Regions from separate parts of the Homo sapiens genome. Here region 2 is linked to region 1. A link is a contact called in ENCODE Hi-C or POLR2A ChIA-PET data. All regions are on one chromosome and are shown on one strand. Each heading gives the region's core, a stretch centred on a gene start or an enhancer-like site at or near the end of the contact. The rest is flanking DNA. Distances are from core to core; before and after follow the strand shown. Region 1 overlaps HIVEP3 (HIVEP zinc finger 3). Region 2 overlaps HIVEP3 (HIVEP zinc finger 3).

What was found. A loop is a pair of places that touch in the nucleus more often than their neighbours do. ChIA-PET counts read pairs that join two places held with the same protein, here RNA polymerase II (POLR2A). Pooled maps may share reads with other maps.
Region 2: a loop to region 1 is called in a map of thyroid gland, with 3 times the contacts of the local background. The contact joins two enhancer-like sites. A Hi-C loop is called at or near these places in 2 of 168 maps with a recorded cell type or tissue (endothelial cell of hepatic sinusoid and thyroid gland), 8 of 37 single-sample maps with no recorded cell type and 10 of 50 pooled maps. POLR2A ChIA-PET finds 5 or more read pairs at or near these places in 5 of 52 experiments (B cell, activated CD4-positive, alpha-beta T cell, activated CD4-positive, alpha-beta memory T cell and 2 more).

Annotation. Positions count from the first base shown.
Region 1 is chr1:41,747,369-41,753,639 of GRCh38, forward strand. The region is part of intron 1 of HIVEP3 (HIVEP zinc finger 3); the gene reads right to left. Among named protein-coding and RNA genes, the nearest start is that of HIVEP3, 170 kb to the right of the region's middle. RefSeq lists enhancers at 3,083-3,212, 4,483-4,642, 5,003-5,192. Within about 2 kb of position 4,708, at least 7 of the 41 ENCODE cell types and tissues checked have a DNase peak (open chromatin) inside an H3K27ac peak, as active enhancers do; they include B cell, where a contact is called at or near this core.
Region 2 is chr1:41,638,295-41,644,177 of GRCh38, forward strand. All of the region lies in intron 2 of HIVEP3 (HIVEP zinc finger 3), which reads right to left. Among named protein-coding and RNA genes, the nearest start is that of EDN2, 160 kb to the left of the region's middle. Within about 2 kb of position 3,175, at least 2 of the 41 ENCODE cell types and tissues checked have a DNase peak (open chromatin) inside an H3K27ac peak, as active enhancers do; they include B cell, where a contact is called at or near this core.

The DNA of each region.
Region 1 (6,271 bases), core at 3,458-5,957:
ACCCAGGACCCAATCTGGCAGCTGCCTACCTCCAAAGCTACTGGCAACTCTCACCTGCATTTCTGGCAGGGGGATGAGGAAAGTGGAAAGAATCCATTTTTTCCTGATTATAAAAATAGTACATACTGTGAAAATTTCAGAAAGTATAAAAAGAAAATAAAAATGACTTATGATCCCATCCTAGAGATCACCACCATTCACATGTGAGTGTCCTTCTGGTAGACCTTTTTCTAGACACATATGCAGTTTGATTTTAGTTTTTACATCTATCAGCTATACTACTTTTTTCTTTTATTGATATATTATCTGTATCTTTCAAGTCATTGAATATACACCTATGTCACCATCTTTAATAGCTGCATAGTATTGTGTTGTGTAGATGGCTCCCATTTTATGTAAATCAACCTTACTGATAGACTATTGCTGGTTTTACAGTAAACAATGCTGCTATGAGCATCTTTAAAATAGTGTCTTTCTGGGGTCAATTAAGAACATGGATCAAAAGGCTTAAAAGGATACCATTCCCTTTGACCCAGTGATTCCACTCGGAAGCACTTGATGGTCTTAAGGCAGTAATCAGATGGAAGAAGGCCACCAGCACGGATGATCCAGAGAATCCAGAGAATAGGAACCAGACAGCAATGGAAGGATCCCCCATTCTTGAGTTAAGGCCAGGGCAGGCACATGGTTCATATATAAACATTATATGTCTTTCAGTCTTGAGTGCCTGGTGTGGACTAAGCACCTAATAAATGAAAGGTGAGACTGGTCACAAATGCAAGGTGGGAAGCCCGTCAGAAGTCACGGCAGGGCCTTTCCACAAGCTGGATTGGTGCTACAACCCTGGAATACTGGCTTTAGGTTCCTCTGGGTGAGGAACTTGTCCCTCTCTTGTCCACCCTTGTTACTTTCCCTCAGCTTCAGGGAGAGTAAATGAAGAAGCCAGGGGCTAGGAAGGTGACCAGAAACCCTAGTTTCATGGAACAATGACATACCAAAGCCACACATATCTTTGTTCTGTTCATGACCATGGAGAGGTCATTTCCTCATCTCTGCCCCACCTCCTTCAACTATTGAATGGGAAACTGTGGTCCACTCACCTGCACAAAGCAATCAGGGGGCAGCGCTGTGAACAGAGACTTTAGAGTAACATCATCATGACTGTCATCACCATCATGGCAACAATAAGGGCGGTTAACATTTACTGAGCACTTGTCACCTGCCAGGTACTGTTCTAAGTGCTTAGGCTATGCTAATCTTCATGCTAGCTCTATGGCGTTGATACTATCACAGTCACCATTGCATGATGGAGGCAGGAGGCTCAGAGAGGTCACCCAGCTGGCTTGCTGAATTGTTGGGGTCTGAACTTAGCAGCCTTCTTCTAAGACACAGATATTGGTCAGAATGCCACAGACCCCCTGCCGCCCACCAGCGGGGTCCTTCAGGCTTCTTATTTGGCCTCTTTGAGGCTTGAGTTTCCTTGTCTGTAAAATGGGGATACCACTTTCCATCTCATTGGCTTTGAGGACTCTCAGGGGAGCAGTGCACACAGGAGGACCACCACTCAGCTGGGCTCAGAGTGTGTGTGCCTTCCGCAAGCATCTGAGACAGGTGCCACAAATGAGGGCTGCTTGCTGCCCACACAAAGATGATCTGCCCCCAGTCAATATACACTTGTCTCTCTCTTGTCCACCCTGTTAGAGACAGAACAAGGGGTCTCTATTTTCAGTCATGACAGGGATTCCTTCTAACCCTCCAATAGGCTGCAGACAGTGAATGTCACCCACTAGAAGGTATAAAGGCATAAAAAGGTATGATGGGTGTAAAAAGAGGTTTGTTTGAAATTTGTGACTTCACACTTGGCACTCCTGGTAGGGATGGGTCACCCTCTGGCATCCATGACCATTTACCCATGAGCCCCTCTCACTTCCCCTGGGTGGGTTTCAGCAAAGGCAAAAAATGCATATGATTCCTGACCTGAGGGTTTCTTCCAGGATTCAAAGGCTCTCTGGACTCTCTGAAACCTTAGAAAAAATTGTGTGTGTGTGTGTGTGTGTGTGTGTGATGGAGAGACAGAGAGAAGGAGACAGAGAGAATGAGAATAATTCTAGAGAGAGGGCCTGTAGCTGTCAAGCTGTCAACATAGTTTCACTGAGGCTCCTTCATTCCTAAGAAAATTTAGAAATGCTATGACAAAGGGTTTTCCCTGTGAAATGTCATTACATAGATCAGCCGTGTGCTCTCTGGCGCGAAATCCTCCCATCCCCTCACCCCACGGAACAGAGCTCACCTGGGGCTCACATAGCCCTAACTAATTTGGTCTTCATTAGCTATGTGATCTTGGATAAGACATCTCGCTTTCTAGCCCCTGTTCTTCCCATCTGCAAAACAAATAAGTTGGACTTGTGAGTGGCTTCAGCATGTGCTCTACGGAGCTCCGGGGGCACAGGGGAGAGTGGTGTGGCCTTGGGGGTGAAATGTATGTGGGGGTCACCTCTGTCCAACAACAGCAGCTCTAGCTCTCACAGAATCTGCATGAAATGTTACATGAGCAAATGGCTCTGTAGCCTAAAGCCAAAATTGAAACAAAACCCTGGCCCAGTTGATCACTTGGAACCTTTCTGGCTTGTGAGGTCTGAGCCCTGAGCAGCACCAAGCTGCTCTGGTTCTGTAATCCTTAGAGGCGGTGGAGCCTCCTGGTTAAGAGTCAGAACCTGGGTGGAATCTTGGCTCTGCCACTCATTAAGCGCCATGACCTTAAGCACGTTGCCTAAAACTCTCTAGCCTGCTTCCTCTTCTACAAACTGCACACACCTACCCCACAGGGTCTCTGTAATGATTAAACAAATTAATAAACCTACAACACCTCGCCAGATCCACAGCAAGCACTTGTAAGTGTTAGCAGCTATCTTCTGTCACAACTTCTAACATGAGTCCACAAACATGGAATTCATCAACAAATGGCAGCTGAATAAACGAGGGAGTGAAGGAATGAATGACTGGAGTCCAAAATTCCATTAGTTGATTCTCTAAGTGAGCCCACTCAAAGCATTAATCCAAGGCTTCCTAAGCTCCAGTGTGTGCATCATCTGGGAACCTTGTTACAAGGCAGAATCAGATTCTGCAGGTCTGGGCTGGGGCTGGGCCTTGGCATTTCCAGGTTCCAAGGCGAGGCCATTGCTGCTGGACTGAGTAGCCGGGCCTTGGTTCATTGCCACTCATATTCATTAGCTTGTAGGCTTCCCACCTGCAGTTACCAAACCACTCAAGACCCTTGAAAATCTCTGTAGATTGGGCACTCTTTATCACCTACTGAGCTACCAAGCCCAGTGCACTTTTTTTTTTTTTTGACACGCGTCTCGCTCTGTCGCCCAGGCTGGAGTGCAATGGTGCGATCTCAGCTCACTGCAACCTCTGCCTCCTGGATTCAAGTGATTCTCCTGCCTCAGCCTCCCAAGTAGCTGGGATTACAGGTGTGTAGGATTACAGGTATGCACCACCACGCCTGGCTAATTTTGTATTTTTAGTAGTGATGGGGTTTCACCATGTTGGTCAGGCTGGTCTGGAACTTCTGACTTCAAGTGATCCATCCATCTCGGCCTCCCAAAGTGCTGGGATTACAGGTGTGAGACACCGCACCGCACCCGGCCCCCAGTGCACCCTTGGACTAGGTTCGTAAGAACGGACATGGGCATCCGTGTTAAACCCGAAGTTCATGTCTAGGCTCTACCATGCAATGACCGGCCAAGTCCCTGGTTTCTCTGGGGCTCAGCATCCTCACTTGTAAAGCAAGATCAGCAACACCCTCCCTGCCCAGCCCATAGAACTGCTCTGAGGATAAAAAGTGACAACAGATGGGACCATCCAGGGGCCAGAGGTCGTGATTAACTGGCAGGCTTTATTTCCAACTTCTCCTCTTCACCCTTTGAATTCATCCCGAGGGAAACTGACACACATTTTTTTTTTTTTTTTTTTTGCATAATGGCATGCAAGGGAAGAGGAGAGGAAGTCAGCCTGCTAAATTTAGCAGATGCTTACGCCCCCTCACCCAGGGCTCAGCCCACGCATTTCACCATGAGTAGGTGCCTTTCTATATTTAACTTCTGCCTGCACCTTCCCCTTGAGCTCTGACACCAAAAACCCCAGGAGGATGTGGTGAGGAGGGAAGGGAAGTTCACGAAATGAGCAGGGTTGACATCACATGAGGCCCCACCTGCACCTTCAGGTGTGCGTTCTTCAACCTTTCCCCTGTCCTTCTCTTGGAGCTTAAGACTCACCCAGCCAAAGTGTGACCAGAGATGCTACTGCCCTTTGGGACAACAGCACTCAGTGGTGGGCAAGGGACCATGAAAAGCCCAACAGAAGTCATGGCGAGGCAGGAGAGTGTCTAATGCTTCCCATAGGCACAGCACTAGGCCCATCTGCACAAGTGACCAAAGTGAATCCACACAAAAGCATCACACAGATGGTATCATACTCAGGCTGCCGATGAGCAAGTGGGGGCCCCAAGAGAGGGAGTTGTCCAAAGCCTGTGATGGGTGGAGGGTCCAAAGCCTGTGGTGGGTGGAGGATCCAGGCCTGTTCTCCAACATGACCCTGTCCATATCACATTTGTCTTCTCACTCCACCTTCTTTATAGAAGACTGCTGGGGAGGTGATGGGTTCAAGTCTTACCTATGTCATCACTCAGGGGTGTGACTTTGAGTTAGTCCCTCTCCTTCTCTGGTTCCTCACTGCACAACAAGTCCACTGGACTGCCTTTCTGTTTGATTTCCGAAAATCTTCTTGATGACATCAGAATCCAACGATCAGAGGAAGTGAGAATGAATCCGGATGACTGACTTTCAAAACCACAGGGTGACCTCTGTGCTGCACCTCCCTGGTCAGCACACATGGAGTCTGTGGCAGTCACCCACGGAGGCTCCGCAATAGCTCCTCACCCTTCTGGGGAGCCCTCACTGAATGCCTCTGTGCCAAGCAGCTCAGCAGGCTCTGGGTGGACTGAGATGAACCAGGGGCCTAGACCAGGGTCCACCTCCAAAGAGGGGAAAAAGACCAGGGAAGACTGCGGCTCTGACTGTGATGTGGTCAGCACGGCGATGGAGCTCCCATGGGGCACAGGGGCTGGTGCCTAACCCAGCCTAGGGGGCTGAGGGAAAGACCCAGTGGGAGGCAGACAAAATACATCCAACACTCCAGGCCAGCAGTTCTCAAAGTATGGTTCCTGAACCCGGAGCATCAGCGTCATCTGGGAACTTGTTAAAAATGCAAATCCCTGGGCCTGTCCCAGACCGACAGAACCAGCAGTCTGTGTTTGAACAAGCCCAGGCCCTCCAGGTGATTCTGAGGCACTCTCAGTTTGAGAACCCTTGGCTTAGGGCAGGCCTTAGAAGACAGCAAAACCTTGAACTCTGACCTCTCTGGGTTCTATTCAAAGCTTGGCTAGGAAAAGTAACAATTCAGGAAAGTGTTCTAAATAATCTGGCGTCCCTTCTCTCCGCTGGACAATCTCAGTGCTCACTTTACAAAGTGTTAGGCTCAGGGAAAGATCCACATCTGAGTCTGGCTACTAGCCTGGCTGCTGCTCCACTGGCTACATCGCTGGGCACTGCCTTTGGGTTTTATTGAGCGTGTTTACAACCACAGAAAGACTGTCTCTGAGTTGCTGTAAAGCGGTTGTATTCTATCAAGTTACACAAAACTCCTTCTGTAAAAACTCACGTGAGAACAGTGGCAGGTAACTTGGCAAAGACTTTCTAAAAATGACAAGACCCAGCATTGGTGGGAGTGTAGGGAAAAAGACACAGTCACACATTTCTGGTAAGTATGGAAATTGATACTGCCTTTCTGGAGAAATACCTGTCAAAAGTGTTTTTTTAATGTGCATCCCCTTGACCTAGCAATTCAATCTTAGAAATTAATCCTAAGGAAATAATCATGACTGTGTATGAGTAATTCACTCCAAGGATATTCATGTTAGCATTGTTTGTTTTAAAAATTGGAAGCAATGGGCCGGGCACGGTGGCTCACGCCTGTAATCCCAGCACTTTGGACTTTGGGAGGCCGAGGTAGGAGGATCACTTGAGGTCAGGAGTTCAAGACCAGCCTGGCCAACATGGTGAAATCCCGTCTCTACTAAAAATACAAAAATTATCCGGGTGTGGTGGCATGTGCCTGTAATCCCAACTACTTGGAAGGCTGAGGCAGGAGAATCACTTGAACTCGGGAGGCGGAGGTTGCAGTGAGCCGAGATCACGTCATCGCACTCCAG
Region 2 (5,883 bases), core at 1,925-4,424, 110 kb before region 1:
AGGAGAGAGAAAGAAAGGAAAAGGAAAGAAAGAAAGAAAGGGAGAGAGAGAGAAAGAAAGAAAAAGGAAAGAAAGAAAGGGAGAGAGAGAGAAAGAAAGAAAAGAAAGAAAGGAAGGAAGTAAGGAAGAAAAGGAAGAAAGAAAGAAAGAGAAAAGAAGAGATGGATGGTGGTGATGGGTGCATAACTTTTTGAATGTATTTAATAACACTAAACTGTACATTTAAAAATGATTAAGATGGTAAATTATGTTATGTGTATTTTACCATAATAAAAATTGAGAAACTGATATAAAAGTGTCTTCTTTTTAGAAAACAGTTGAACAGGGAGGGGGCTACTAGGGGTAGAGGGGCCCATCTGCAAGGTGGCACCCACCCAGGGCAGGAAGGACCAGGGCCAGCTCCTCTGCTGGCCCCACCCAAAATCATGAGGAGGGAGGGCCCTTGCTCTCCACTCTCCACCAACACATCAAAGCAAGGCCTTTGCCAGCAGCTGGTAGGGGCCGCATCCGGTCTGGGCACTGGGGGTTGGCATCACTGCAGCTGACAAAGGGTTAAAGAAAAATCCTGGATGCCTGGCAGGGGCCAGCCTCACTGGGTCATAACAGCTGTTTTCCAAGGGCTGGCAGGGAGGCAGGGGGGCTTTGGACTCTGGCACTGGGCCTCACACACTGATCCTAAAGAAAGTGGAGAAGAAGGCTGGCCCTGAGGCCCCTGCCACCCTCCTGACACCCTCCTGACACGTGGCCCTTCCCTCCACTCTGAACGGAACGTCTGCAGAAGGGGCCGGCACATGGAAAGTCAAATTTGATCTGTGTGGGGCAGGGAATTGTGGGATGAATCTTTCTATTTTCAGTTTTATTTGTTATTGTGGTCTGTGATCAATAAGAAAACATGAAAATCTAAGACATGGGTCACACATGGCAGAATCATATGGAATAATCCTGGTGGTTCATGCTGGGATACTGGCAAAGGGGTGGATGGGAGGGGAAGAGAGAGAATTACTGGCATGCCTCATTTACCCAGCACCACAGAAGTAGCATGGTATAGCATAGCGAGTTGGCCTTAACATCATCAGAAAGACATGGGTTCAGACCCTGGTTTCATCCATTACTAGCTCACTTTCCTCATGAGTCAGAAGTGAAGACTCTCACCCCCTCCCTGGGTTTGCCACGTGGATCAGATGCGACAAAGTGTATGTGAAATGAGTATGAACCCAGTATACAAAAGGCACTCAATAAATGCCTGTGCCCTTCTTCAGTTATGGTGGGACACCTTCCAAGTCTCTCTCCCTCTGTCAATCTCTCCTCCTTCTGGCTTCTGTTTTGGGGTTTGGGGTTGGCTCTGTGACCCACCTCCCTCTCTGTGGTCAGCCTTCCGGCTCTCACTTTCCTGAGGGGCTCACCTTTGTTTCAGCGGAGTGCGCTCTAGTCTGAGAATGCTGTGACATGCAGCTGACAGCCTGGAGGCTGCCTTGGGAACCTTCCCGGTCCCCAGCTGTGTTCTCCAGACAAGAGGCTTCTCTCTCACATGGTAGCTGACTCACGGATGAGTGAGGCGTCCCCAACAAGGAGAGTGGGCAGAGAGACAGGCAATGGAGCCCAGTCATTGATAGCGACAAGACCTGCTTTGAGGATACCCAGAAATGTTTTCCAGGAAAGACAGGGCATTTAAAAATAGAGAATGGTGATACTTTCCATTGTATGAAGGAGCAAAAAAGAAGAACTTCAAGTACAAGATAACATATTCCATTTAGTGGCAGGTAGGAATATACTGTCTCATAAACTCTACACTGGGATTTGGCAGAAGAAAAGTTCATGGTTTTCAGGCACTGCAGGGACAAGGAAGGGAGGTGTTGCTGGTGTATATGGGGAGCACCCAGCCCAGGAGTCGAGGAGAATACCGGAGTGGCGGGAGGAGGAACAGACGAGACTGGAGGAGCTGCACTTGGAGATGAAGGTTCTGAGAGCTGCTGGGGCGGGGGTTGGGGGGCGGGGGAAGGTAGGTGTGGGAGGAGCAGTGAGGTCGCTTCCTGCTATATCAGGCCACACCTCGCAGCCCTCTGTCACAGAAAGCCCCCTGGAACTAGGCACTCTACACAGGGGAGCAGAGAAGACACCGTGTTCCCTCTCTGGGTGCAATAGAAATCCCATGAGGCAGCCCCACATTTGAGGTCCAGCTGCACCCAGCTAAGTGACCTTGGACAAGACACTCTCCATCACTGGGCTAGACCCCAGGGTGCAAAGGTGAAGAAGACCTTGTCCATGTCTCAGGCTGTGATGGATCTAGCAGGGAAGATAGATAAGAAAATCAGTGGTTCTGGCCCTTTCTCCCAGGGAGCCCAAAACCTGAGCTGCTTCCCCGCAAGAAGGCTTCTAAATCTCCCCGGGTTGTAGACACAGAAGCCAGAGGTAGAGGAAGAACCCAACATTTGTTGAGTGTCTTCCACGTGCAAAGGCTGTCCCTGCATTTTTTCACAGTCATACTAATGCTACGGTCAGGCTCCATCATCACCATCTGACAACTGAGGAAACTGAGGCTTTGAAAACAGAGAGATGTGGACAGCCTTGCACTGCAGGAGGGCCCAAGGCTCTGGCATTAAATAAAACTGGACATTACTGGTCTTAGACACTGTGTGGCCTTCTTCGAGTCCTTGACCACCTGTGAGTCTGTTTCCTCACCTCTGAAACAAGAGCAAGAGTGCACGCCCTGGGCTGGGGTAAGAACAAAATGGTACGGTTGGCTTCCCAGAAAAATCCACCTTCTCCCTCTTCCTCTTCTGGTTACTTCTGATCTTTTAGCTTTACTTATGTTTATGATTATTTCATCTTCTAAAATAAGAAGATACCAGATCCCATAACAAGATTGCTGCAACTTATTCACAGCAAAGCAGGTGGAGGCCTCGGGAGATCCCGGGGACTACAGAACCTCCACCACTGGCCCACAGTAGGACAGGGGCAGGGAGTAATTCATGCCTACTAGGAAGACTGTGATAACAGGTGTGTGTTTTTGGAGGCAGAATTGCTTTCTGCCCACACGACAGCTGCCCCCTTAGCTAAGAGGGGAAGCCTGGTGACCCAGGGTCCTCCGGGGACCCAGCCAGGCTTCTGGTCTAGATCTCAACCTGCCCCACTCCTGCCCAGTGCTACCCCATCTTCCACCCCATCCCCACCTCCACCAGTTCAGAGATTCAGCCAGACAGAAAGGCTGTGCCAAAGGAAATTGTGTGCCACAGGGCCCACTTGGTCTGCTGTGGTGTTCTTCCTTTTTTTGGACTTTGTGGCTGTTTGAGTGGGTACCTTTTTCCATAGAAAGTTTCCATTGCATCAGTTATTTACATTGTCACCACCTATATGTGGGCTCTGGTTTCGAGTCGGTGAACCAGAGCAGGCCCTGTGGGGCCCAACACTGCTTACAGGGGGTGACAGGAGCCAGTTGCTACGGCAAGAGGACCTGCAGCTCTGGGTCAACCCTCAGAGCCACCCCCAACCCTGGCAGGTCCACTCTTAGTGTGCTCAGTCCCTTTGGGATGCCATTTTTAGGGTGAGATTTAAGAGAATTTAAGAGCACAGGCTACTAGGTTTGCATCCCGCCTCCTCCACCTCCTAGCTATGCTCTGAGTTATTGACATGACATCTCCGGGCCTCCGTGAACTATCATTTGTAAAGTGGGAATGACAGTGGCGCCTACCTGGCTGGACTTTGAGAAGGACTCAATCAGGTAGTGCACATAAAGTGCTTAGAACAGGGCCTGGCCCAAAGCCTCAATCCATGTTAATGAATGGACAAGGATTTCCTGCCCCCACCCTGGCTCAGACCCTACTGCCCATCCTCTCTTGTGTGAACCAACAGCAACAGCGTCTGCACTGTCCTGCCCAGCCCACCGATCCATAGACCCAGACAGACTGTCCTGATAGCCAGCTCTCACCAAGTCACTCCTCGCCCCAAATCCCAAATCCTTCAGTGGTTCTCCTTAGAGAGTAATGTCTGCACTTTACAAATATGCCAGGCTGCCTCGGCATCAACACTCCCCTGCAAAGCCCCGCTCTTGCCAACTGCCATGCTCCACATTCATGCCTCTTTGCAGTTGTCTCTGTCTGGAATATTTCTCTCCATTTTAACGTGGCTAAATCCAACCCACACCAGCCTGGGTGAGCCCACCTCATAGGCCTCCTCCTCCACAAAGCCCTCCATGACTCTACTCTCTCTCTGGCCAGGAATGATCTTTCATTTAAGGATTTGATCTCTTTGTCGTGGTGTTTACCTTCTCTACCTTGTATGGGTGCAATATAATACATACAAATGTGTGTGGGCATCACAGACAAACCATCTGATCTCTGAGGACAGGACTGGGATGTGTGTGATGCATCCGTGTCACTCACAGAGCCTTGAACATAATTGGTGACTGTGAGTGAATAAATACTGAATTCTCTCAATTTACTAACCCCGTCGACAGGGAAAGCTATTTGGGTGTGTGTTGGTGAAGATCAATCTGCAGCCCATCAGTGTCCACATGATCCTCTCGGTTCTTCTTGAGGGACCCGGCAGACTGGGGTGTCAGCCAGGGGCCAGGACCCCTAGGGGCTCACAGCTACTCAGACTCTGAGTCTCAGCATGGGACCTTGCATCTGAGGCATGTGTGGAAGTCCAGGAACCATCACTGACTTCTTCTCCCTCTTCCTCAGCCTCCACCTTCCATATGTCACCAGGTTCTCAGTGAATCAGCTCCCTAAGTTCCTACGCCCATGAGCCCCTCTCCACCCTACCGCCACCGTCTTGGCCTAGGCTTCAGCATCCTTGCCTCCTCCCTGGTCTCCCCATGTGACTCCCATCCTTTTCTGGGTCTTCTCTCCATGCTGCTGCCCCAAGCGGTACTTCTGCATCACAGCTCTGATTAGGCCACAATGCTTCTTGCCACTTCTGATGCCTGCTGACTGCCATCAGAAACCCAGATCCCCTAGGAAGGTGCTGGAGTGTCTCTCTTCTCTAACGCTTCTAACCCTCATCCAGAGCTTTGGTGTAACATCAATCACACTGTCCAGCGACATTTATTCCCCTGCACACGGGTCTTCCTCGCAGACAGGGAGTGCCTTCAGGGCAAGAACATGTCCCGTCTGTACCCCCAGTGCTTGGCATGCAGTCAGCCTGCTGTGAAAGCATGCTGAACAGACGAGTGCATGAATAACAATGAATTAAACACACCACCACTGCCCTGCCTTCCAGTGTTGCCCTGACACCACCATATTCAGGACCTCATTTTTGGGACCAAGCAACAGGTGAAGTTACTAAAGTGACAGATACACAGTCTGCCTGGACCAAAGGTTGCCCCAGGGCACTTGACATCCCTCTGTCTGTGCTGCAGCTCCCAGAACCCCTGATGGCCTAATGTCAGCAGGGCAGATGCTTGCCCTGGTGTTAGCTACATGGCCTAGGAACCTGGAGACGGACAGAGGTCTTAGGGTGTTTCCAGAAGGAGGGGAAGGAAAGTGAAGGGCGTTCCACCTCTGGTCGCTCTGTACCAAGACCTTCCATGTTGTTACCTTCCCCTCTGCCCACCCCCCTCACCCCCTCCCCAAATTGTGTCTGCCTTCCCATCCTCTTTTTTTTTTTTTTTTGACAGGGTCTGGCTCTGTTGCCTAGGCTGGAGTACAACAGCACAATCTTGGCTCACTGCAACCTCTGCCTCCTGGGCTCAAGCCATTCTCCCATCTCAGTCTCCAGAGTAGCTCGGACTACAGGTGCGTGCCACCACACCCAGCTAATTTTTTTATTTTTGTGGAGATGAGGTCTCACTATGTTGCCCAGGCTGGTCTCAAACTCCTGAGCTCAAGTGATCCACCCACCTTGGCCTCTCAAAGTGCTGGGATTACAGGTGTGAGCCACCGT